5 separate regions of the Homo sapiens genome follow, and all the other regions are linked to region 1. The links are chromatin loops, found by intact Hi-C in ENCODE. Cell type or tissue: endothelial cell of umbilical vein. All regions are shown on one strand.

Region 1 (5,000 bases):
CACAGCGCCAGACCAGGATCCTGTCATCATTACTTAACTCTTTGCTCTTGGTGCTATTTTAAGGGTCGCTGAGAAGATGATGAGTAATTTTGCCAGTTGGTAGAATTTAAATGTATTGATAAGAAGTTTACTGGGGCCAGGTGCAGTGGCTCATGCCTGTAATCCCAACACTTCGGGAGACCAAGATGGGTGGATCACTTGAGGTCAGGAGTTCAAGACCAGCTTGGACAATATGACAAAACTCTGTCTCTACTAAAAGTACAAAAATTAGCCAGGCATGGTGGCGTGAGCCTATAATTCCAGCTACTTGGAAGGCTGAGGCATGAGAATTGCTTGAATCTGGGAGGCGGAGGTTGCAGTGAGCCAAGATTGCCCCACTGCACCCCAGCCTAGGTGATGAAATGAGACTTTGTCTCCAAAAAAAAAAAAAAAAATTGTTCATTGGGGTAGATCACAATTTAGAGCTGAATGGGCCTCAATAGAGACAATAAATAGTTCAACTTGAGGAAGAGGGGGAAAGAGAAAGAAAAAAGGAGAAGAAATGAGACCCAGACAAGTTAAACGTACCCAGGAGTCCACACATACAGATCTGAATAGTGGAAAAAGAATACGGACTAGAGACCAGAATTCTAGTCCAGCTTGAACATTAAATAACCACGTTATCCTCCAAAGGTCATTTTCCTTTTTGGCATTAGCCATCTCCCTATAAAACTAAAAGATTAGATTCATGGTCCCTTTCAGCTCTAAAATTTCATGCCTGGCTGGGTGCAGGAGCTCACACCTCTAATTCTAGCACTCTGGGAGGCCAAGGAGGGAGGATCACTTGAGCCCCGCAGTTTGAGATCAGCCTCGGCAACACAGTGAGACCCTGCCTCTACAAAAAAAAAAAAATTAGCTGGGTGTAGTGGCACATGCCTGTAGTCCCAGCTACTTGGGAGGCTGAGGTGGGAGGACTGGTTGAGCCCAGGAGGTTGAGGCTACATTAAGCCATGATTGTGCCACTGCACTCCCAAGTCTGCCTGGGCAACAGAATGAGAACCTGTCTCAAAAAATAATACTAAAATAAATAAAATTCCATGTCTAAAAATCTCTTCTTTTTTATTCCCAGATATCACCCTGTATATAATACAGGGTCCTCACAAAATGAGGTTTAACCCATTATTGAAAAGTCATAAATTCAATTATCTCCTTGTATCAAGAATAAGAGGTTGACAATTTGGCAATCATTATTGAAAGCCTGGGTAATATGATTTTAAGGATGTACCGTAATGCAATAAATATGGATGAAGCCCAAATGTAAGGCTTCATGACTAAATTGGTTCTAAAAACAAAACAAAACAAAACGGTATGGGCAAATACCCTAGATGACACACAACAGAAGACGGGATAGGAAACTGTGGTGAGGATCCAACACTATGCAGAGATTAGAATCAGTATAAATACACTGAATGAAAAACCCACAAAACTCTGCAGAATGATCTTTGTAATTCTGAAAGTTATAATGCATGGGACAAAGTCTACAAAACTCTATGGCAAATTTAACAGTGGTTATCCCTGAATGGCAAAAAATCCCTTTGTCTCACTGCTTTATTTCTTTTTCCAAAATAAATCTTTTATTTACATAATTGTTAAAGTTTAAATGGGAATTTTCTTACCTTTAGCCACTGGCCAAGTTGCTTCAAACACTTCTAAACATAACCATATTTACCTTATACAGATCTTCACAATGATACAAAGGAACTGCAATGATAGTTTCTTTCTTTTTTTTTTTTTTGAGACGGAGTTTTGCTCTTGTTGCCCAGGCTGGAGTGCAATGGCGCAATCTTGGCTCACTGCAACCTCCACCTCCCAGGTTCAAGCAATTCTCCTGCCTCAGAATGATTGAAGTTTCAAAGTATGAATAAACATTCCTATTCCCTAACAAAAATAAACATCAGGATAACCCCAAACAAAAGAAAGTATAAGAACTCAATGTCTACACATTTTCTAGGGGGTTATTTCTTTGTCACACATGACAAATCCTCTCATGAGTAATGTCTGTCCTTGACTGGCTTATCTCAACATCTCTGGAAGAGGGAAGGAAATAGGTGAGCCTCTCTCGCTCTGAGGAACAAGAAAAGGTGCATTCACTAAACACATACTTCCATTTTTAATGAAACTAATGAAATGAAATTTAAACTTGTCAAATTTTTATTTTAATAATTCAAGACTTAAGCCTAAAATGAACACATGTATTAATATTTTCTAAAATATGTGTACTATTAACCTTTGATTTATTTTAGCCACAAGGTGGCAGGAATTTCCACGTTAAGTTCTGTCTTAAAGATACAGCCGTATTTGAGGACTCTTCTTAAGTGACATTCATAGAGCTTTAACTAACAGAGGCAGCTACAACCACGTTAAAACTAGCTGCCTGGCTCCTCAGCATCAGTGACCAGCCATCACTGGAAATGAAGTATACCAAACAATAACAGGGGAGCAGAAGCAGCAATCAAACATGTTGGAAAAATACATAATAGCTGCTAACTTTTGAGCTCTACCTTACAGGTATTATGAAACATGTTTTGGAGGCATTATCTTAGTTTTTCTCAGTAGCCTCATTAGCTAAAGACTACAGTTATTCCCATTTTAGAAATGGGGCTGAACCATAACAGATTAACTTGACCAAAGTCAGCTAGAAAAGTGGTGGCACACAGTCTGTTCCATGCAACTGGGCTCTGGAATTGAACTCTTAACCTCCAAGCTCACTCATACTTTCACAAGTACATCAAGGTCACATAGCCTTCCAAACAACAGATGTTACAAAGAGAAAACTGAGAATTACCAGCATAGCCCTTTCACCTAAAGATTGAGCTTTGGGTGGCTACCGAGAAACATGGAGAAATGACACCAGGTTGGTTTAGGCAGCAGGCTGTCATGTTTGGAACCCATGGAGCAGGCCTATGGGGTTCATTGGAAGTCCAGGCTCAAGCCACTTCAAACTGCTCCAAGCAGCCCAGAACCAGTGGGTTAAACTATAAATACATGCATATATGCACAAATATTTGTTTCTCTTTAATCTTCACTTTGTAGCTGAGAAAACCAAAGCTCAGAAGTCAAGGTTACTAAGTCAGGGCTACCTGACTTTGGTGTTTACGCTTTCTCTGCTACACCCAATGCCTCTCAAATAAAATTAATTCTCCTCACAGAATGAAAACATATTCCATATCCCTTTTAAAAGCTTATTAGAAAACTGATAATTTTTTTACCACTGTAACACAAAACTGAGTTTTCCACTCCTTAGATTAACTTTTAAAAATACCTCATTGCTTTCTAATTTTCTCAATCTTTGAATTCTTGCAGAGGGAGTGAGAACAATACTCTTATAAGGCCGCTTGACAGGGAGGAACTAAAATTAGGTAGTCCCTCTCCAAATATTCTTATTGGCAACTTTTGGTCAGTATTTAGTATTTAATAAATGTTAACTGACTGAATATTAGAACAAAGGACATGAAGACTACTTCCCTAATCAAAATGCCTAATTTATTTAAGTTACCTAATTACTAAATTATACAATTCTTAACAGCCTTTTCCTTCCTCCTTGGGATCAACAGAAGCCTACCAATCTCTTAACAACTACGCTAAAGAATTTTGAGAACACCAGTGTGTCTACATTCAGTTTGCTGTCGTGGTTAGGATTCTTTTCAGCAATAATTCTGCCTTGACTAGCCAGTCTACCTTTCCTGTGCTTGCAGTCTTAATGCTTTGTTTTTTTGTTTTTAAAGGAGGAAGGCTAAAATGTCAATTACTTTATCCCTACCAAAGTTCATCTTATGCCTCTTCAAATCTACATAGCTTATGTCTCCAACTTATGTTCTCCCATTCAACTAATTAACTATTAAATAAGCATTTTGTTTCCCTTTAGCTAATTTAAGTTTTCAAATAAGGCCACAACAACAGGTCTCTGACAATCTCCAAATATCCTTGGGTTTATCACATCATCCTATATTTTCCAACAGGGACTTGGCTCTACCAAGTATTCAGTATAAATCTTTGTAAAGTAAAACATGGCCGGGTGCAGCGGCTCATGCCTGTAATCCCAGCATTTTGGGAGGCTGAGATGGGCAGATCGCTTGAGCCCACGAGTTCAAGACCAGCCTGGGCAACATGGTGAAACCCCATGTCTACAAAAAAAATACAAAAAAAAAGACTGCCAGTCTCATAACCCAGCCTCAAAATAAATAAAAATTAAAACAATATGGAGCCTCTGCTTTCTCCCTGCCCTCACTTTTATCCCCAGTTCTACTGAGGGTATAAAAGGTAAAATTTTCCTGGTCTTCTTACATGATACAACTAAAGAACAAAATTAGTCAAAAAAAGAAGAGAAAGAAAAATAAATTTGTTTTATGACTCATACCACAATTTCTATAATGTCCGAGACCTTATATAAATTGCCAAAAAATTTTACATGAACAAAGGATACCAACAGAAGAAATACAGAATGTGTTTAAACATATTAAAAGCCTCCAGTCTCACTTATGGGAGAAGTGAAAAACACAAGATATCACTTTCACATACTAGATTGGCAAAGTTTGATAAAGTCCTGTGTTAGGGAGAATTGGAGAAAGACTCCCCCACAATGCTGATGGAAATTTAAACTAGCTCCAGCTCTACAACACAATTTAAAGTGCAGTTCTACTTCTGGGAATTTATCATGTGGATACATGCTTACATACACACGACATGCAAAAACAGATTCACTACAATATTGTTCATAACTGCAAGAGACTGGAAACAACCTAAATATCCAAACTGCGATTAATCAAAGTCATGCCATATCTGTACAATCAAATACTATGTAACTATAAAAAATATATTTATATACACAAAACATTCAAATGTTATGGTATCATTTGTGTAAAAGGAGGAATACATACATGTAGCATTTGTTTTCCACATGGTTATCTCCCAAGAGATAAGGTAGTTAGGGAATAATACTGGGAGGAAGATTTGTACTATGT
Region 2 (5,000 bases), 81 kb before region 1:
TTTTATATACCAGGCATGATGCTGAGTGACACTCTTGTGTATATTTCCAAATTTTTGTACAGTCGCTGCACATATTTGAAATCATATATTAAGACTTTCCAAAGATGAGGTCCCTGGTTTTTCATGGCAACTTGATCAGTAAGGATTTCACCTCTGTTTGTAACTAAAACCATCTACTATATGTTAGACATGACATTCTTTTTCTCTCCTTCCTGAAAAATAAAGTGTGGGAAGAGACAAGACCTTGGTATTGTAATTATTTTTCTGATTCATCATTTGCTTTTCAATTTCACTTACAGTTGTTTCTTTTTTTTAGATGAGGGTCTCCCTATATTGTCCAAGCTGGTCTCAGACTCCTGGCCTCAAAGGATCCTCCTGCCTCAGCATCCCAAAGCGCTGGGATTACAGGAGTAAGCCACTGTACCCAGCCTCAATTTCATTTATAGTTTTTGACAAGTAAAAAGTTGTTTAACAATGTCTCATAGAGCATTGATAATCTCATAAATATTTTTTACCTAACTACATATATATATATATATATATATATATATATATATATATATATATATATATATGGCTGAGCACAGTGGCTCACACCTATAATCCCAGCACTTTGGGAGGCTGAGGCAGGCAGACTGCTTAAGCTCAGCAGTTTGAGACCAGCCTGGGCAACATGATGAAACCCCGTCTCTACAAAAAATACAAAAATTAGCCAGGCCTGATGGTACATGCCTGTAGTCCCAGCTACTCAGGAGGCTGGGGTGGGAGGATCACTTCAGCCCTGGAGGTCAAGGCTGCAGTGAGCCGAGATGGTGCCACTGCACTCCAGCCTAGGAAACAGAGCCAGATTCTGTCTCAAAAAAAAAAAAAGATATATATATATATATCTTTCAAATATCTGTATATACACACAATCACATCATATGTGAAACTTCAAATAAAAGTTTAATGTGTAAATGTATATAATCAGATCAATCTAAAAGAAGAGATTTTCTATAAGCGATTGTCCTGGACTCTTTGAGTAATCAGTATCATATTAAAAATAAAGGCAGGGGGTGGAATTCTAGGTCACAGTTTAGTAAACTTTTTCCATAAAGGGCTGGGTACTAAATCTCTTAGGCTTTATGGGCCACACAGTCTCGATCGCAACTGCTCAACTCTCTCATTGTAGCGTGAAAACAACCATAGACATTACATAAATAAAAGAGCCTGGCTGTGTTCCAGCAAAAATGTATTTACAAAAACAGGTGGTAGGCCAGATTTGGCCCATGGGACATAGTTTGCCTGTTTTACACTAATGGAGACAAAATGGACACAGCAACCAAACGCAATTTGAGAATCTACATTGGATCCTAGCTTGAGGAAAAAACAGTGATGAAAGATATTCGTGGGACAACTGGGGAAACTTGAGTACACACTGGATACCAGATGATATTATAGAATTGTTAATTTTCTTAAGGAATGGTAAAGGTATTGTGGGGATTAACATTTAGTCTAGGTTCTTCATTTCCTGGATGACCTAGAGGCCAAAAAAAATACAGCTATTTGTTCTAAAATCGCTTCCAAAGAGTGTAAAATTTGCAGAACAAGAATTGAGATTTCTCCCCATTTACGTGATGACTGTAGGGCCATGGTTCTCAACCAGGGGTGATTTTGCCCCCTAGAGGACATTTGGCAATGTTTGGAGACATTTGTGGTTGTCACAACTAGGGTGGGATACAACTGGCATCCCGTGGTTAGAGGCCAGTAATGTTGCCCAACATCCTACAATCTACAAGACAACCACCACAACAAAGAATTATCTGGCCCATGGAGGGCGCAGTGGATCCTGCCTGTAATCCCAGCACTTTGGGAGACCGAGGAAGGTGAATCACCTGAGCTTAGAAGTTTGAGACCAGCCTGGTCAACACAGCAAAAACCCCGTCTCTACTAAAAATACAAAAATTAGCCAGGTGTGGTGGCGCACGCTGGTAATCCCAGCTACCCAAGAGGCTAAGGCATGAGAATCACTTGAACCCAGGAGGCAGAGGTTGCAGTGAGCTGAGATCGCACCACTGCATTCCAGCCTGGGAGACAGAAGGAGACTCCATCTCAAAAAACAAACAAACAAACAAAAAACAATTATCTGACCCTGAATGTAGAACCACCCTGCTTTGTAGTGACTACTGAAGCTCTGGGCATGGACATGAAGACAGAAGACTATTTGAATCCAGCCCTGCCACTGAAGTCTGAGTAACTCTGGGCAAGTTGTTTGACCCTTCCTGAGCCTTTCCTTTCTCAGTCTCCTCATCTGTAAAATGGGTATGTCTGCCCTCCTTGGCTACTTCACAGGGCTGCGGCACATGCATCTGCCCGAATGAGTGGGCATGGAAGCACCCTGTTTATGGCATGGTGGTATGTACTCCATGTGAGGCCTGAGGACGGAAGCAGTGTGGAGAGGCTGTATCATCTTTATAATGACTAGGAGGCCAAGACATTAGTACCTAAAGCAAAAAAGTAATTTCAAATTGCAGCAGAATCACCTGAAGTTTGGTTAAAACACATATTGCTGGGCCCACCCCCAGAGCTTCGAATTCACTGTTCTGGGGTGAGGCCCCTTAAGGCTTTCTAACAAGTTTCCAGATAATCCTGCTACTGCTGGGTGGAAGGAACTAACGTTGAGAAATTTGGTCTTGAAATCCGCTCTTTCCTTCCCTTATCAACAGGGGGTAGCAGAGAGCAGCAAATAGACAGTCATTCTTTGAGGAAGCAGGTCAAAATCCTCATCAAACCTCCCTCAGTTTCAATCTAACAAGTGGCAGGAGAGAGGGCTGAAATAGTGAATTATTTAAATTTATATTATCCCTATGACCCCAGCAACAAGTCATTTAACTTGTGCTGAATCACAATTTGTGAAACGGGGGAAGCAACCTAAAAGATAGTGAGATAATTTGATTAATGTTTGTTGAGCGTTAGAACTTCCAAAGAAAATTGAAATGTATAGGTAATAAATTATTCTGGGAATTTCTTATTCTTGGGACTTTTTCTAAATGTCTGCATTTTAAACACTTCTGACTCATTTATAAACATTGGTTGCCCTCATTGAATTTTCAATTGTTTAATAGTTTAGAGGGCAATACGTTCAATGCACTCATTACATCCAGAATGTGTAGCAACTTCAAACCAGAGTGACAGTGTAAGGGCAGATGAGAAGGTGGTCATCCAGGGGTGATGGTGACCACATTCTGATGGGGCTTTTGGTGGGGGAAAATCCTTTAAGGTTTTTAAAAGAATGGTTCCAAAGCTGCCAGAATAGTTACCTTAAAAAATCAGAGTTCAGGCCGGGCGCAGTGGCTCACACCTGTAATCCCAGCACTTTGGGAGGCCAAGGCGGGCAGATCACCTGAGGTCAGGAGTTCGAGACCAGCCTGGCCAGCATGGTGAAACCCCGTCTCTACTAAAATTACAAAAATTAGCTGGATGTGGTGGCAGGTGGCTGTCACCCCAGCTACTCGGGAGGCTTGAGAATCGCTTGAGCCCAGGAGAAGGAGGTTGCAATGAGCTGAGAGTGCACCATTGCACTCCAGCCTGGGTAACAGAGTGAGGCCCTGTCCCAAAAAAAAAAAAAAAAAAGCAGAGTTCAGCTCCCAGGAATCACCCCTTGCAGACTGATTTCAATTATTCAACTGTCATTTACTGGGCACCAGTATGTCCCAAGCTCTTGTCTAGGAGAGGACTCAATAGTGACAAGAGAGACAAGGACTCTGTTCTCATAGAGCTTGGATTCCAGACTAATGTAACATGTCACCGCACAAGTGTCACTGCAGGAAGAGCGCTAAGCTCTGACCCGGAGTCCCCCATCTTGGTCAACCCCACTGGCCTCAGCTTAATCTGCAGGGACAGTTCCTCTGCTGCTTAGAACTGAACAGCCATTCCTATTGTCCTTGAAATTCTGGAATAAATTTTTTCTTTGGCGCTCTCCCATAGGCATTTTGGGATTTGGGTACCTTAATGGTATATTAGTATTTAACCAATTTTCATTCTATGTATAATTTTCTCACAAATGTCATGTCATCTCACTAATCAAAATGTTTCTCCAGTTTACAATGTAACTGCCATTATTAATTTCACTGCATGGGTTTGTTGTTTTGTTTTATTTTGGTTTTGAGACAGGGTCTCACTCTGTCACTCAGGCTGGAGTACAGCGGTGCGATCTCAGCTCACTACGACTTCCGCCTCCTGGGCTCAAGCGATTCTCCCACCTCAGCACCCCAGAGTAGCTAGGACCACAGGTATGCACCACCACACCAGACTAATTTTTGTATTTTTAGTAGAGATGGGATTTTGCCATGTTGGCCAGGCTGGTCTCAGACTCCTGAGCTTAAGTGATCCACATGCCTCAGCCTCCCAAAGTGCTGGGATTACAGGGAGGAGCCACCATGCCTGACCTATTGTATAGGTTTTAATGATGCAAATTAAGTATCAAGATTTGGGCTTATTGAGTCCTTAATTTTAAAGTGTTTATTTTTTATTTTATTTTTTGAGACAGAGTTTTGGTCTTGTCACCCAGGCTGGAGTGCAATGGCACAATCTCGGCTCACTGCAACCTCCGCCTCCTGGGTTCAAGTGATTCTCCTGCCTCAGCCTCCTGACTAGCTGGGATTACAGGTACCTGCCACCACACCCAGCTAATTTTTGTATTTTTAGCAGAGGCGGGGTTCCACCATGTTGGCCAGGCTGGTCTCGAACTCCTGACTTCAAGTGATCCACCCGCCTCGGCCTCCCAAAGTGTTGGGATTACAGGCATGAGCCACCACGCCCAGCTAAAATGTTTATTGAAATAAATTCCTTTAGAGCAAAAAAAGATTAGCCACTGATGAGAATGTGGCAGAAGGATTTTGTGGCTGTGGATATGGCTTCAAAATTTGATTTTTGGAATTGAGTAGAGGAAGATAACTAGGACTTACATTGAGAGACCTGAGCTGCAGCAAGATGTCTTAGCTAGATGACCTGAAACCAGT
Region 3 (5,000 bases), 60 kb after region 1:
TGGTTACAGCCTCTAGCTCCTCTGGACACTCTGAACAAGATGTATAACTCCTCTCTCCTCCCCACATCCCAGGCGCCAGCCATAGCCAAGGAGCTCCCATGGCTCAGAAATCTAAGTCTCAGGTGCTCAGGGCTCTTCCCTCCAAGTCTCTAGGATCCAAAACCTCAACTTCCTCTTTGGCCTTCCAACCCTCAGGCCGTGGCTGCTCCTTACAGTCACTACTCTGGATTCTCTTTGTTCTTTCGCCTTTCAGCACCTGTGTGATTCTCCCTGGTGAAATACCGAGTATGTTATCTGTGCTCCTGCCTGGATCTCACTGAGACAAGCACAAAACCTAAGGCTGAGAGCTGGTGAATTTGTTGTTCTTATTATATCATAGCTAAAACATATTGTGTACTTATATGTACCAAGCACTGTTTTAAAGGCTTTATCATGCATAATCCTATTTAATGCTCAAAGCAACCCAATGAGGGGGCCACCATCATCACCCCTGGTTAGAAAAGAGGAAAATGAGGCTCAAAGAATTTTAAAAACCTGTTCAGAGATCCCATAACTAGATCACACAATGAGAAAGTAGTGGAGCTAGGACATAATTCCAAGTCTGACCTCAAGGCTGCCCCATTTCCTGCAAAAAAAATAAAAATAAATAAATAAAATACAACTATAAGGCTTTTTTAGGTGCTCCAAGCTGCTTCACAGGGCTATTTACATTGCTCACAGAGAACTTACTATAGTGCTTTTTTGTTATCCTCTTGAGTCTTACTCTGTAACAGGCCCCTTCCTTTTTTCATCCCACTGCTCCTCTAGCAAAACAGGATGTCCTGTGGAATATCCCATATTTAGGACATGGCTAGTTGTTTCTTTGATGCATCATTTAATTTGTCACTCTATCTTCTGTATTTCTTGTAAACTCAAAGTTAGATTAAGACTGAAGCCAGTTGAACCTATTGAGATAAGACTATTTCCTCTGTGGTGACATGTATATTCTACTGCATTAAAGTAGAAGGTACATAAGGTCCGGTCATTCCACTTTCAGTGATTCTAAGATTAATCAGGGACTCAATGCCTAATCTTCCATTATAAAAATTGTCCAGAACTGCAAAATTATCGCTGTTTATGATAAGGCTTTGGCACAAAACAAGCGGCATACCCAGCGTGAATAAATAAAATATATACAGGCTGGGTGCAGTGGCTCACGCCTGTAATCCCAGCACTTTGGGAGACCAAGGCTGGTGGATCGCCTGAGGTCAGGAGTTTGAGACTAGCCTAACCAACGTGGTAAAATCCCATCTCTACTAAAAATACAAAAAATTAGCCAGGCGTGGTTGGCGGATGCCTGTAATCCCAACTACTAGTGAGGCTGAGGCAGGAGAATCATTTGAACCTGGGAGGCGGAGGTTGCAGTCAGCCAAGATTGCACCATTCCACTCCAGCCTGGGCAATGAGAGCGAAACTCCATCTCAAAAAACAAACAAACAAACAAACAAAAACATACAAAGTGACCCTTCTCAAAAAGGAAATAGTGTTCCCTCAAGCCTTTAAGGAAAGAAACACCTAACAGCAGCAGCCCATCTTATTCCTAACGAACTCTCAATAAAATTGTTTTTGTTGATCAATATGTAAATAATCATTAAATTTTTAAAGGGAGTCAAAGGTGAAGAATTCCAAAGTCTAGTTCCAAGCATCTTACGATTCAGTATGTGCTCTTGCTTAATTAACTTTATCTTGCGTGCCCATATTTGCCCATTTGAAAACAGAGATAATCCACTAACTTGACACTACCTCAAAGGACAATGAGGAGAGTAAAGTGAAATACAAAAATTAAGAAAAGTTAGATACGGCAAATACCCAGAATAAGGGAAAATGCAATAAACTAAAAGCTAAATTCTCTAAATTTGAAGAGATTATGAATGAATTAAAAGGAAACTCTGCCCATAGCAGATATGCTAGTACTCTAATAATTTACTTAAACTTGGTTTCTACCATTTGGCTGTTTCATAGAAAGCTACATCATACCAGATGTAGCTCCTGAACAAAAAAAATCATATTAAATTACATTTTAAATCATATTTAATATGGCTCATCTTAAAATAAGGGGATTGAACTAGTAATCTTGCTATTACAACACTTGAGGACCTATCCCACAAGCTACTGAATTCCCTAAATAAATGTTAATCTAAAACAGGAACATGTAAAAAGTTTAATCTTATAACCCACCGTTTCCATCTATAAAGTATATTTTTAGTGCATTATATAACTTGCAATATATTCAGCATATACCAAAAACCAACCCCTTCCTGCAAAGCTTAATCTCAATAATACTGTTCTGAAGATAAATATTCTCAGCACAAATCACCTGTGACCAACTGAGAAACCTTGGAGAATCAGACTTAGATCAACTTCCCACCAAACTAACCTTTTAACCAAACTTTGCATTTTGATGGGGGTTATGATTTAGTGACTCATCAAATGTCATTTTAGAAGACTAGTCTAAAACACACAAAACTAGTTAGTCTTGATTTTTTTTATATTAGAGATACATAAAAGCTAAGCAGTTTCTCTGCACCACCCTCTCCAAGGTGGGTTTTAAGAACTTTCAGGTTCCATTGTCTGAAGAGTCAAAAGACATTTTCTTTTATCCCTTCAACTACTGGTGTCTCAGATTCTCACCATGACATCATTATTATGCTTTGGAAACTGCTGACACAGGCTATTCAATTGTGCTAAATAGTTTGTGTTTATGCATATTACACAATCAGTGCAGTGCCACCATCTGAGCAAAAGGAAGCAGAATAACATTTTAAAGTAACAGCACAAAATAGCAGGTATTTGTCTTTTTAAAACTTTGCCAAGATAGGAACTTCATATTTAAATACAATTGGCAAACTCATCAGAAAGAACTGAAATCAACAAAATCCTGTTGGGAAGTGACTGAATGAGAAAGATTACCCAGTTACCCAAGAATATATTTCAATATTTGGTTTCTTATCCCAAAGAGCAGATTTTTAAAAGATACACTGTGCCCTTACTAAGAAAAACCCACACCAAGGCACGGGTCATAGGAGAAGAATTTTATGTTCTAGCACACCCAAGAGTTGAGGAAAGGAGAAAAAGCTTTGAAAAAACTAACAGCAATAGGCTTCCATACTTAGATCTTAATTTTAAATACAGAAATTCTTACCTCCCACTGTAAATGAGGCGGGATATTTCGTATCTGAAGTTTCCGAATCCTGCAGAAGAATTAAAATGTTTTTTAAAAGAAAAAAACATAAAAGCAAAACAATAATAGCCAACATGGAAGTTTAGAAACTACTTAAAATATTAACTCTATATTAATTACAAACCAATATCTATTAAGAAAATACAGCCCAAGAAGGAAAAGCAAAGAAGCAAAGTCATAAAATGCATAGAGACCATTTGGAGATCCAGCATTTATCGGACTGTTATGACTTATTTTAAAAGCCACTAAAATTGGCAGATAGAATGTTTAAAACACACTTATCTGATGACTACATTCTAAGTTCAAATCCGTTAGCTTCAAATTAGGCATCCCAGGACACAAACAAGGCCTTAGTCCAGGTGACCTTACTCTGACCGTTACAGCTAAGGAGTCCATGGATAAAATTCAGGGAAATAAAAATGAGGTGTGGGTGGCAGGAAATTACACATTTATCTTCACTATCCCCTAAATGAAATTTAACACGTCCTTCAATTATGAATGCTGGCACTAAACCACAGAATTACAGTACTTGTAATTTTGACATCAATATAAATCAGATATTTTCATACCACATTAGACTGTTGGAGATCTTTATCATCTATACTCATTACTGTGAAACTTAGATGTGTTGCTAGAACTTGTTGCTTATTATACTAAGCACCTATCACCAAGTTTTAACATTCTGCTAACTACATTTTAAAATAATTGGTTTCCTTTATAATCCTACGTATTTTATGCATTTTAAAACATCCTGAGGCCAGGCACAGTGGCTCAGGCCTATAATCCCAACACTTTGGGTGGCCAAGGCAGGTGGATCACTTGAGGTCTGGAGGTCAGGACCAGACTGGCCAACATGGTGAAACTCCTCCTCTACTAAAATTACAAAAAATTAGCTGGGCATGGTGGCAGGTGCCTGTAGTCCCAGCTACTCCAGATGCTGAGGCAGAAGAATCACTTGAACCTGGGAGGCGGAGGTTGCGGTAAGCCAAGATTGCATCACGGCACTGCAGCCTGGGCGACAGAGCGAGACTCCATCTCAAAAAAATAAAAAATAAGACATACTGAAACATAAGAAGAGATCCATAGGTTTCAGACTGCTAAAGGAGTGCACAGTACAGAAAATGTTAAGAATCAGCACCTTAGTCCAAATGCCTCCCTACACATGTATATATGTATGTATAAGGGAAGGAAGAGGGCGACACATATAACACAACTGCATGTTAACTGTATGAGACTATACCATAGAAGTCACATGCCAGTCACCTCCTTTGAAGGAGGAAGAATTTATAGTCAACTAGCTATTAAAAACAAAACAAAAACTAGCAATTGAGCTTGACATCTCAAGTGAAATAAATTACTTAACTTTCACAATTAGAACTATAGGACAGGCCTTGTGGCTTATGCCTGTAATCCCAGCACTTTAGGAGGATCACCTGAGCCCAGGAGTTCCAGACCAGCCTGGACAACATAGCCAAACCCCATCTCTACAAAAATCTTTTTAAAATTTTTTTAAACTAGCTGGGCATGGTGTTGCATGCTTGTAGTACCACCTACTCAGGAGACTGAGATGGAAGGATTGCTTGAGACCAGGAGTTCAAAGCTACAGTGAGCTGTGACTGCACCACTGCAATCCAGCCTGGGCAACAGAGTGACAACCTGTCTCAAAAAGAAAAGAGAAGAAAAAAGAAAAATAAAAAACAGAAAAAAAACAAAGAACTATAGTGAACTTCTCTTTCCAGGTCAAATAATCCACAATTTTGAAGTATCTGAGGAAAACACC
Region 4 (5,000 bases), 160 kb after region 1:
CTTGAAGTCCTGTTCAAGCAATTTGCCCACCTCGACCTCCCCAATTAAGCCAGTGTGCCTGGCCCATAAAGTTCTACATTCCCCTCTCTGCTAAGTATCATTTCCATTTCCAATTCTTCTTTAGCCTGCTGCAATCTAGTATCTGCTAAACTAATTCAACAACCACCTAAATGCCCATCAAAACTGGTAACATTTCTTTTTTTGGAGACAGAGTCTCACTTCTTCACCCAGGCTGGAGTGCAATGGCACAATCTCAGCTCACTGCAACCTCCGCCTTCTGGGTTCAAGTGATTCTCCTGCCTCAGCCTCCCAAGTAGCTGGGATTACAGGCACTTGCCAGCATGCCCAGCTAATTTTTGTGTTTTTAGTAGAGACGGGGTTTCCACCATGTTGGCCAGGTTGGTCTCGAACTCCTGACCTTGTGATCCACCCACCTCAGCCTCCCAAAGCACTGGGATTACAGGCATGAGCCACCGTGCCCAGCCCAAAACTGGTAACATTTCTGAGTCTTCATTTCTTGTTTTTTTTTTTTTTTCCCCCTTCTTGAGACAGAATCTCACTCTGTCACCCAGACTGGAGTGTGCAGTGGCCTGATCTTGGCTCACTGCAACCTCCACTTCCTGGGTTCAAGCGATTCTCCTGCCTCAGCCTCCCGAGTTCCTGGGAACTACGGGCCTGTGCCACCACACCTGGCAAATTTTTTGTATTTTTAGTAGAGACGGGGTCTCAACATGTTGGCCAGGATGGTCTAGAACTCCTGACCTCAAGTGATCCACCCCTCCTTGTGCTCCCAAAGTGCTGGGGTTATAGGCATGAGCCACCACACTCAGCCTAAGCCTTTACTTATTGATGCTTTCTATAACATTTCACTTGTCTACTGCTGCTTTTCTAGTTCCCAGTTGCTCTAATTCCCAGTTGCTTGCAGTCCTTTCTTTGCCTGTAAGACTAATCCGACAGGCCGGGCACGGTGGCTCACGCCTGTAATCCCAGCCCTTTGGGAGGCCGAGGCAGGCAGATCACAAGGTCAGGAGATCGAGACCATCGTGGCTAACATGATAAAACCCCGTCTCTATTAAAAATACAAAAAATTAGCTGGGTGTTGGTGGCGTGTGCCTGTAATCCCAGCTACTCGGGAGGCTGAGGCAAGAGAATCACTTGAACCAGAGAGGCAGACATTGCAGTGAGGCCACTGTACTCCAGCCTGGCGACAGAGTGAGACTCCGTCTTCAAAAAAAAGACTAATGACCCACCCTTAACTAAACTGACACAGACCAGCAGTGATGACAGTCATATAAAATACCTTCTATACGGTACTCAATGAACCCAGGAGGTGGAGGTTGCAGTGAGCCAAGATCACACCACTGCACTCCAGCCTGGGCAAGAGAGCAAGACTCCATCTCAAAAAACAAACAAACAAACAAACTCTTCAACAGTCTCTACTTTTTTTCAGCTCAATAATAACCCATTGTTGATACTGCTAACTGTCCTCAGTAATTCCCTACTTGAACCAGATCACCCATTTTCTGTTAACTAAGTAATCAAGCAAAATTTTTTTGCACGATTTTACAAAGTGAGGATATGGAATACAGGAATAAAACTAATGAGGAAAGACCTTATGAAACACAATAGGTGAACAATAACGCTAGAAGAGTTGATATTTCCCATTTTAGCTAGCACCAATTTACAGTTCCAATTTTTAAAATGAAGAAAAAAAAGTAAGAAAATCCTTAATTTAAAACATCAATTATTACTTTTAAACAGCAATGAAAGTGAGACAATAAAATTCTTCCAGCTGGGCGCAGTGGCTCACGCCTGTAATCCCAACACTTTGGGAGGCCGAGGTGGGCGGATCACCTGAGGCAGGAGTACAAGACCAGCCTGGCCAACATGGTGAAACCTCGTTTCTACTAAAAATACAAAAAATTAGCCAGGTGCCTGTGATCCCAGCTACTCGGGAGGCTGAGGCAGGAGAACTGCTTGAACCCGGGAGGTGGAGGTTGCAGTGAGCCAAGATCGTGCCACTGCACTGCAGGCTGGGCAACAGAGCGAGACTCCATCTCAAAACAAAAACAAAAACAAACAAGAAACTCTTCAGGAGTCTCTATTTTTTTTAAATCAGACAGTGACAACATAAAAAAATTAAGAGTAAGGGAATAATGGATATGTGAATAACAATGTTCTCAGGTGACAAATGAAATGAGACAGGAGAAAAACGTTCTAGGTTGAAGGTGGCAAATGCAAAGGCCCTAAGGCAAAAACATGCTCCTTTCTATTTCTAAGCTCAAATTCTAGCCAGTGCTATTCTGCACATAATAAATTTAATAACTGAGTAGTAAGTAATCAAGCACCGGGCTAGACCCTTGCTGTAACAGAAAACAGTATGGTTGCTAACCCCAAGAAAAGGACAGCCTTTTAACTGATTTTTCTGTCTCATGCCCCTTTGCAAGTAGACTATTCAAAGACATAAAATCTATCCCTCCACCCAAGAAATGACAAGGACGTAAGCTAACTGGTCAGGCTGTTTTAAATTTTTTTTTTTTTTTTTTTTTTTTAAAAAGAAAGAGTCTCTCTGTCACCCAGGGTGGAGTGCACTGGCGCCATCTCTTGGTTCACTGCAACCTCCGCCTCCTGGGTTCAAGCGATTCTCCTGCCTAAGCCTCCCAGGTAGCTGGGACTACAGGTGCCCGCCACCCCGCCCAGCTAATTTTTGTATTTGTAGTAGAGGCAGGGTTTCACCATGTTGCCCAGGCTGGTCTAAAACTCCTGACCTCAAGTTATCTACCCACCTCGGCTTCCCAAAGTGTTGGTATTACAGGTGTGAGCCACTGCACCCAGCCTGTCTTAAAACTTTTTATCCCACCTCAGTACACCTGGGGCATTTGACAGTGAACTTTGCATTGGTTCACTATTGCGTTTCTGTTATCCATGGTGGTGGGACTCCAAATCAGCTAAGGACTTTTCCGCCCAATTACATCTCACCAGAGCTCTACGCTGGACAGAGTCAGAATCTTCAGATAAAAATGTAGCTGGAATGTAAATCCTAAAAATGCTTCTCAATCGTTCTGACCAACCAGCATAGCATACACACATCAACTTTCTCTGCATTAAATTACATGTGAGACTCCAATGCAGAAAACCGCCTTTTTGTTGTGCAAATATTGTTGGCATAGAAACCAGACACTAATTATCAAATGCCAAACACATTTAAATTGATGGCTATATACACATAATTTGTACTGGTTGCAACTATCCAATATATTAATTGGGCTGGGAGATGATTTTAGTATTGATTTCTTATTTTTTCAGAGATAGGGTCTCCCTGGCACCCAGGCTGTGGTGCAGTGGTGCAATCAATGCAGCCTGGAACTCCTGGGCTCAAGCCATACTTCCAAGTCTTTGTCTGGGATATAGTATTCATTTACAAAGAGCAGTCTGAGAAAAACTATAATTTTGAGTCTTTCGTGAAATTTCTACACAAAATGCAGCCAACAACTGCTTTGTCCTCAAAAACCCCAGAAGAATATTTTAAGTATTATCTTAAACACACTTACCTGGATTTTGATCTTGATCGAGAATGGGATTCAGAGTGTTTGGAAACCCTTGATGGACTACGAGATCCTGACCTGCTCTCCGATTTTACACGAGCAGGAGTTCCCGTTGGAGATTTTGACTGAGAGCGAGACTCCTAACAAAGAAGACAGTATTACAAATGGCACTGGTCATGTAGATGCCTAACACCTAACATTTAAAGTACCGTAATTATTTATATTGATTGCTCCTGAAAAACAAATGGTTAGACAACACCCTCCAGAAAAAATTTCAGCTCAATAATAACCCACTGTTAATACTGCTAACTGTCCTCAATAATTCCCTACTTGAACCAGATCACCAATTCTCTATTAACTAAGTAATCATGCAAATTCATCTACAACTTGATCATACAGACACTGGAACATAAACCATACATTTACTTAACCTAGGACCCATTCATTCTTCCAGATTCTTTTAATTCTACTTCACTCTTGCTTTCTACTTCTCTTCATTCTTCATTGAGTTTTTCATTTTTCATACTTCGTGTATTCTTCCCCAATTCAAACAATTCAAAATAGCCTTAAAAAAATATTCAAGTGCTTCTATCTGACCAATCTTCTGTTCAATTTTTTCCCCCATTCAATTTTAATTTTCTGATCTTTAATACTTTTCATTAGCCTTCTTTTATCTTGATTTATCTTCCACATTCTTGGAAAAAACTCTTCAATTTCTTCACGAACATTAACCTTAATGGAAAAAGAACATTTAGTATATTTAAGCACGTGGGGATTATAAAACTCTGCTGGAGTTCAGAATGTTATCTACCAAATGGAAAAGCCAGCAGGTAAAGTGCAAGTAACTAGTTTATTTAAAAAAAAAAAAAAAAAACAATTTTATAGTCTTTAAAATTGTTCAAAACTCTAGTTTCTAACAAAGAGAATTTACTAAATTTCTCTAAATGCTTTTTAAACCATACTCTTCACCCTCCTCCCATGTTTCATTCTAGTTCCTAAAATGTGAGCAATTTTAATATAATTCAAATATAAATCTAACAACTATAATTTCCCCCCACCTAAGTGTTAAATTTTCACTACTTTATAATCTGAAGATTCTTAAAAATAAGCTTTCACTAAGTCATGCTAAGAAATCAAGATATAGTTAGAGCAAGGCATCCCAGGCTGAAATATTTGTACACACCTATCTAAACTCACCCATAGCACATGTCAAGGTTCAAATAAGTCAAAAAGAAAAAAATCAGTAAAATTACACCTTCTCCCAACTTTGACTACTATCTTTGCTCATTCTGACTTAAAATATGTTCTGAAGACAAACATACCGAAAAAACTAATAAGCATGAAATTCTTAAAATTTCCCCATTAGCTTATTAATTCCTGATATACACATTTTTGCAACCAGATCACTTTAAAATGCTCTATTATCCACGACATACCACAATGTGCAAGAAGGTA
Region 5 (5,000 bases), 72 kb after region 1:
GGGCACAGTGGCTCACATCTGTAATCCCAGCACTTTGGGAGACCAAGGTGGAAGGATCGCTTGATGCCAGGGCAATATAGCGAGACCTCGTCTCTACAAAAAAATTAAAAACTAAAAAATTTTGCTGGGTGTGATGGCTCACGCCTGTAATCCCAGCACTTTGGAAGGCGGAGGTGGGTGGATCACCTGAGGTCCAGAGTTCAAGAACAGCCTGGCCAACATGGTGAAACCCCATCTCTACTAAAAATAGAAAAATTAGGCCAGGCACAGTGGCTCACGCCTGTAATCCCAGCACTTCAGGAGGCTGAGGAGGGTGGCTCACGAGGTCAGGAGTTCAAGACCAGCCTGGCCAAGATGGTGAAATCCCATCTCTACTAAAAATATAAAAAATTAGCTGGGCATGGTGGCCGGCATCTGTAATCCCAGCTACTCAGGAGGCTGAGGCAGAGAATTGCTTGAACCCAGGAGGCGGAGGTTGTAGTGAGCTGAGATCGCACCACTGCACTCCAGCCTGGGTGACAGGGCGAGACACCATCTCAAAAAAAATAAAATAAAATAATTAACCGGGTGTGGTGGCACGCACCTGTAATCCCAGCTACTTAGGAGGCTGAAGCAGGAGGATCACTTGAACCCAGGAGGTGGAGGCTGCAGTGAGCCAAGATCATGCCACTGCACTCCCGCCTTAAGAGACAGAGTGAGACTCCATCTCAAAAAACAAAAAAAGCCAGAAGCAATGGCTCATGCCTGTAATCCCAGCACTTTGGGAGGCCAAGGCAGGCAGATCACGAGGTCAGGAGATTGAGAACATCCTGGCTAACACGGTGAAACCCCATCTCTACTAAAAAGTACAAAAAATTAGCCGAGCATGGTGGCATGCGCCTATAATCCCAGCTACTCAGGAGGCTGAGGCAGGAGAATCGCTTGAACTCGGGAGGCGGAGGTTGTAGTGAGCTGAGATCGCACCACTGCACTCCAGCCTGGGCGACAGAGAGAGACTCCGTCTCAAAAAAAGAAAAAAATATTATTGGCTTCTCTTTGATGCTGTATAAAAGAAAAAAAAAATATATATATATAATATATATTTTTAAAAATTAATGGGTATGGTGGTACATACTTGTAGTCCCAGCTACTTGGGAGGCTGAGGTGGGAAAACCGCTTGGGCCCACGAAGTTGAGAGGCTACAGTAAGCTATGACTATGCTACTGCACTCCAGCCTCAGCAACAGAGCAAGCCTCTTTTTCTTTTTTTCTTTTTTTTAGGGGGAAAAAAAAAAAAAGGAGTCCAAAGATATTATTTCAAATTTTTCAGAATAACATGTTAGGGACCTGACATTGCCCAAAGACAATCAAATATTTCATTCCTTCAGTATCATTATTAATTCAGAGTCATACATATTTTGCTTGTATCAATCTTTTTTGATGCTCAAATTGTCCCATCTTTGGCCAGCAAAACGGCTTCTTCATGTTAGCTCCTTCATCTTTTGATGTGACTCCAATAATATTTGTGAGCATTTCTGCTTTCTGTTATGACGTGATATTCTAGGTTTAGCTTGTATGTTTCTTGCCCCCATCTATAATCAGCCTTATCAGCATGGATCCTTGATCCCTTTTAGTCAGAAAAAGTACAGAGAGACTACAATCTGGTCACTAGAGGCACTCATTAGATTGGTTATTGCTTCCAAGCCAGAGCTAGAAAATACACTTGGAAAGAAAATAAACCATGGGTTCATACTGATTATTTCCAACTCAGATTTTGGATGACTGGAATTTCACAGAAAGTCTCTTATATTTGCATATTTTCTTCCACTAAAAAATCTGACAAAAGATAGAAATAAGAACCCAAAAAAGTGCTTTATGTTTATTTTCTCATTTAACCCTCAGAGTTGGCATTTTACAGATTAGGAAACAAAGGCAGAAGTAATTTAATTTGTCTGAATACACACACAGCTACTGTGTGGCAGGGTCAGCATATGTATTTGAGCATTCTGGCCACAGATTCTATCCTCCTAACCATACTCTAGTCGGTCTTACTGATTTCACTTATAATCCAACCAACAGCATAACCATACCAAATAACTTCACAAAAAAGTATAGATTGCACATGAAATTCAAAAGATAAAAATATATGCTAATCCTAAGCAATATTTTCCCTTTACACCTTAGCTTTAAACCACAATAACTTACATATGGCGACTCAATATTGAAATTAAGTGGACAAGCTTACATATTAATACCAAGAAAGAAGGAAGAGAGGAAAGGCAACTATGAGGAAAACACAACTACTCAGTTGTCTCAAGCATTACAAAGATTATATACATAGGCACCTCAGGTACTTCTGAAGCTAGTCATATCAAGTCAAGTCCCAATGCAAGACACAAAACTGTATTAGACCTGCAACCTTTCATCCAAATTACCTGTAAGTCCTGGATGCACCTTTAACTTATTCCTCTGGAAAAGGCTCTGTCTCAGCCCCTTCCTTCTACCAATGCTTACATACAAATCAAGTGGGAATCACTGCTTCCCTGCTTTATAAGACAGATACTGACATAATGCTGCTAACACCAGCTGATGACAGAAGGAGAAAACCAAGTCTAACTTGTAACATGTTCTTCTTTGCCTCTTTTTTTTTTTTTTTTTGAGATGGAATCTCGCTGTCACCCAGGCTGGAGTGCAGTGGCACGATCTCGGCTCACTGCAACCTCCACCTCCCGGGTTCAAGCGATTCTCCTGCCTCAGCTTCCTCAGTAGCTGGGATTACAGGCGCGCGCCACCATGCCCAGTTAATTTTTTGTATTTTTAGTAGAGACGGGGTTTCACCATGCTGGCCAGGCTGGTCTCGAACTCCTGACCTCGTGATCCGCCCGCCTCGGCGGGATTACAGGCAGGAGCCACCGCGCCCAGCTGCCTTATTTCTTATGCAAAAAAACTGGAACACAAGGTTCGGATTTGGACTGGTATTTTCAAGTAAAAAGCCAAGCCTTATGGCTCAAAGCAGTCTAGCATGGGCTTTCCAACCCGCCACTTGGTGGCACTCTGTACCGGCTGCAAATTTTCATTCCAGCTGTGCCGAACTAAACCTATGTCCAAAGAGGACTTCATTCAGCCTGGCTAATTTCAATATGGCTATACTGTAATTACACCTATTCTTTCTTGGTTTATACAGTTAAGAATCAGCTCTTTAAAAGGTCAACCTCAATTTTCAAGAAGTTTAATACTGTACTCCAAGCAAATACTTGGGAAAATGATCAGTCTTACATTCCTGGTCTATATGTCAACTGGCATAACTCTGCCTCATTGCTGACTTGGCAGTGTCTTATCCTCTAACTCAAGAATTATCTTTCTTACATCATTTCCTTAGGTAAAGTTGTAACACGCTCAAAGGCTTAGCTGTCTGTAAATAGGGAGAACTAGGAAGAACTTAGAGGTCCAGGAAAAAGGGATTCAATTACAATACACAGAATGAAATCTCATGGAGATATTATAAATATGAAAGAATATTTAATGAAGACATGCGCTTATGACACTGTTCACTGAAAAAAGTGCATCACTAAAAGAGAACATGGAATATGATCTCATTTTAAAATACGTGGTTTTATCACAAAAAGAACATTCCAACCAGGAACAAAATGTACATATCTGTACATACACACATACACATGAACATTAACAGAAGTAAGGAAGAGAGAGCATTACGATACTGACCGTGATGAGCACTGGCTGGTAGAATCATCTGCAGTTTTCCATTTCTTCTAGCTTTTGTGTTTTATAAAATGAACTTTACTAGTTGTTGAGGGAAAAATAAGCTATTGTTTCTAGCCAGCAGCATAATATCAGAATGAACCAAGAGGAAAACAATTCTAGATTCTAACAGTTCTAACTAGTTCTGTGACATCAGTTCTCCATCCCCCTATAAAATTCCTATAGATTTTATAGTTTAGCAGAAGAAACTAGATACTTTAGGTCAGTCTTAAATAAGTATCTGTAAAAGTGGAAAGGAGGAAACATAACTTAGGAGTAACACAGGTAGACCCAGGTCAAAAATCCCTATGAAAGATGGCATTGCATCTAGTGGATTAACAGAGGGTCACAGGTACACTAAAGAAAAGCATACTTCCTGCAACAGTTAAAAAGAATGCCAGATTCTAGTGAACTGAACAGGAGGAAGGAAGGGGGAAAAAAAAAAGATTACAAGGTCCCCTACACCGTAAAATAAAGAGATGTCCTTCAATTATGGTCCGAGAACCACCTATGTTAGAATCACCACAAGGGACTAACTAAAATGCAGATTCCAGGGCCCCAAAACAGACTTAAATCGTAATTTCTGGGGGTGGGGCAGGGGAACTTGGCCCCTCCCCCGCCAACCCACACACACACATTCTCTCTCTCTCTTATGGATTGGTGGCCACTGTGGTATAGTTAACAGGGCGAGTCTCAAAGGCAAAATTACTTGTTTTATTCACTGTTGCACATTCCACTGGTTAACAGATTGCTTAGCTCATCTCAGGCAATTATTCAATATTACTTAAACAATGAGCAAGGGAACAAAGTCTCTTTACATCACAGTTCTAAGTGAGAATCTAAACATGGTTTTTTCCATTATCCCCAGCTCCCAGATCTCCATGGTAACAGCTATGTTTTAGTCCCGTTAACTAAAACAGAGGTATATTTTATCTTTTACATTTGCACACGTTATCTCCATCTATGTAGAACAGAGTCTGACAGCCAGACGTGCATGGATGAAAACTTGACTGACGCCATGAGTATGCACTAGAAGAGTCCAAAAAAGACTGAATGTTTTTCTACGTACTCTCTTACTACTATTGTTTGCTTGCATTTACACACTGCTATGTCTTTCTTTTAGAAGATTAAATGTTCCTTGAAGAAACATAGTCAAAGTTTTTATACTTCCTTAGGACATGTGCAAGTTAGGAAAACCTAACACTGTTCGAAAGACAATTGATACAGGCACACATCATCACACTGGGCCTTTGTTTTACTTCT

The links. Peaks named below come from ENCODE experiments on the same cell type or tissue, not always from the same donor. Only the 100,000 strongest peaks of a DNase experiment are listed, where the experiment ranks them.
Region 2: a loop joins it to region 1, with 5 times the contacts of the local background. A loop is called at or near these places in 22 of 110 quality-filtered maps.
Region 3: a loop joins it to region 1, with 2.2 times the contacts of the local background. A loop is called at or near these places in 9 of 110 quality-filtered maps.
Region 4: it touches region 1 in a loop (6-fold over the local background); 16 of 110 quality-filtered maps call a loop at or near these places.
Region 5: it touches region 1 in a loop (2.3-fold over the local background); 7 of 110 quality-filtered maps call a loop at or near these places.

What each region holds. Positions count from the first base shown.
Region 1 is chr7:23,355,517-23,360,516 of GRCh38, forward strand. All of the region lies in intron 5 of IGF2BP3 (insulin like growth factor 2 mRNA binding protein 3), which reads right to left. Among named protein-coding and RNA genes, the nearest start is that of SNORD65C, 38 kb to the right of the region's middle. RefSeq lists a silencer at 2,914-3,208. In endothelial cell of umbilical vein, a CTCF peak has its summit at 2,299 (motif pointing right); DNase peaks (open chromatin) are centred at 1,985 and 2,155; H3K27ac peaks cover 2,628 bases.
Region 2 is chr7:23,274,869-23,279,868 of GRCh38, forward strand. It overlaps GPNMB (glycoprotein nmb), which reads left to right. Exons shown (of 11, transcript NM_002510.3): 11 at 1-240. Among named protein-coding and RNA genes, the nearest start is that of MALSU1, 22 kb to the right of the region's middle. RefSeq lists silencers at 2,669-2,728, 2,739-2,788. In endothelial cell of umbilical vein, CTCF peaks have their summits at 1,668 (motif pointing left) and 2,701; a DNase peak (open chromatin) is centred at 2,713.
Region 3 is chr7:23,415,595-23,420,594 of GRCh38, forward strand. It overlaps IGF2BP3 (insulin like growth factor 2 mRNA binding protein 3), which reads right to left. Exons shown (of 15, transcript NM_006547.3): 3 at 3,182-3,230. Among named protein-coding and RNA genes, the nearest start is that of SNORD65C, 22 kb to the left of the region's middle. In endothelial cell of umbilical vein, no CTCF peak of the experiment used is centred here; DNase peaks (open chromatin) are centred at 2,707 and 3,597; H3K27ac peaks cover 479 bases.
Region 4 is chr7:23,518,156-23,523,155 of GRCh38, forward strand. TRA2A (transformer 2 alpha homolog) reads right to left here. Exons shown (of 8, transcript NM_013293.5): 2 at 3,552-3,685. Among named protein-coding and RNA genes, the nearest start is that of TRA2A, 11 kb to the right of the region's middle. In endothelial cell of umbilical vein, no CTCF peak of the experiment used is centred here; no DNase peak of the experiment used is centred here.
Region 5 is chr7:23,427,468-23,432,467 of GRCh38, forward strand. The region is part of intron 2 of IGF2BP3 (insulin like growth factor 2 mRNA binding protein 3); the gene reads right to left. Among named protein-coding and RNA genes, the nearest start is that of SNORD65C, 34 kb to the left of the region's middle. In endothelial cell of umbilical vein, a CTCF peak has its summit at 3,034 (motif pointing right); a DNase peak (open chromatin) is centred at 3,224; H3K27ac peaks cover 1,590 bases.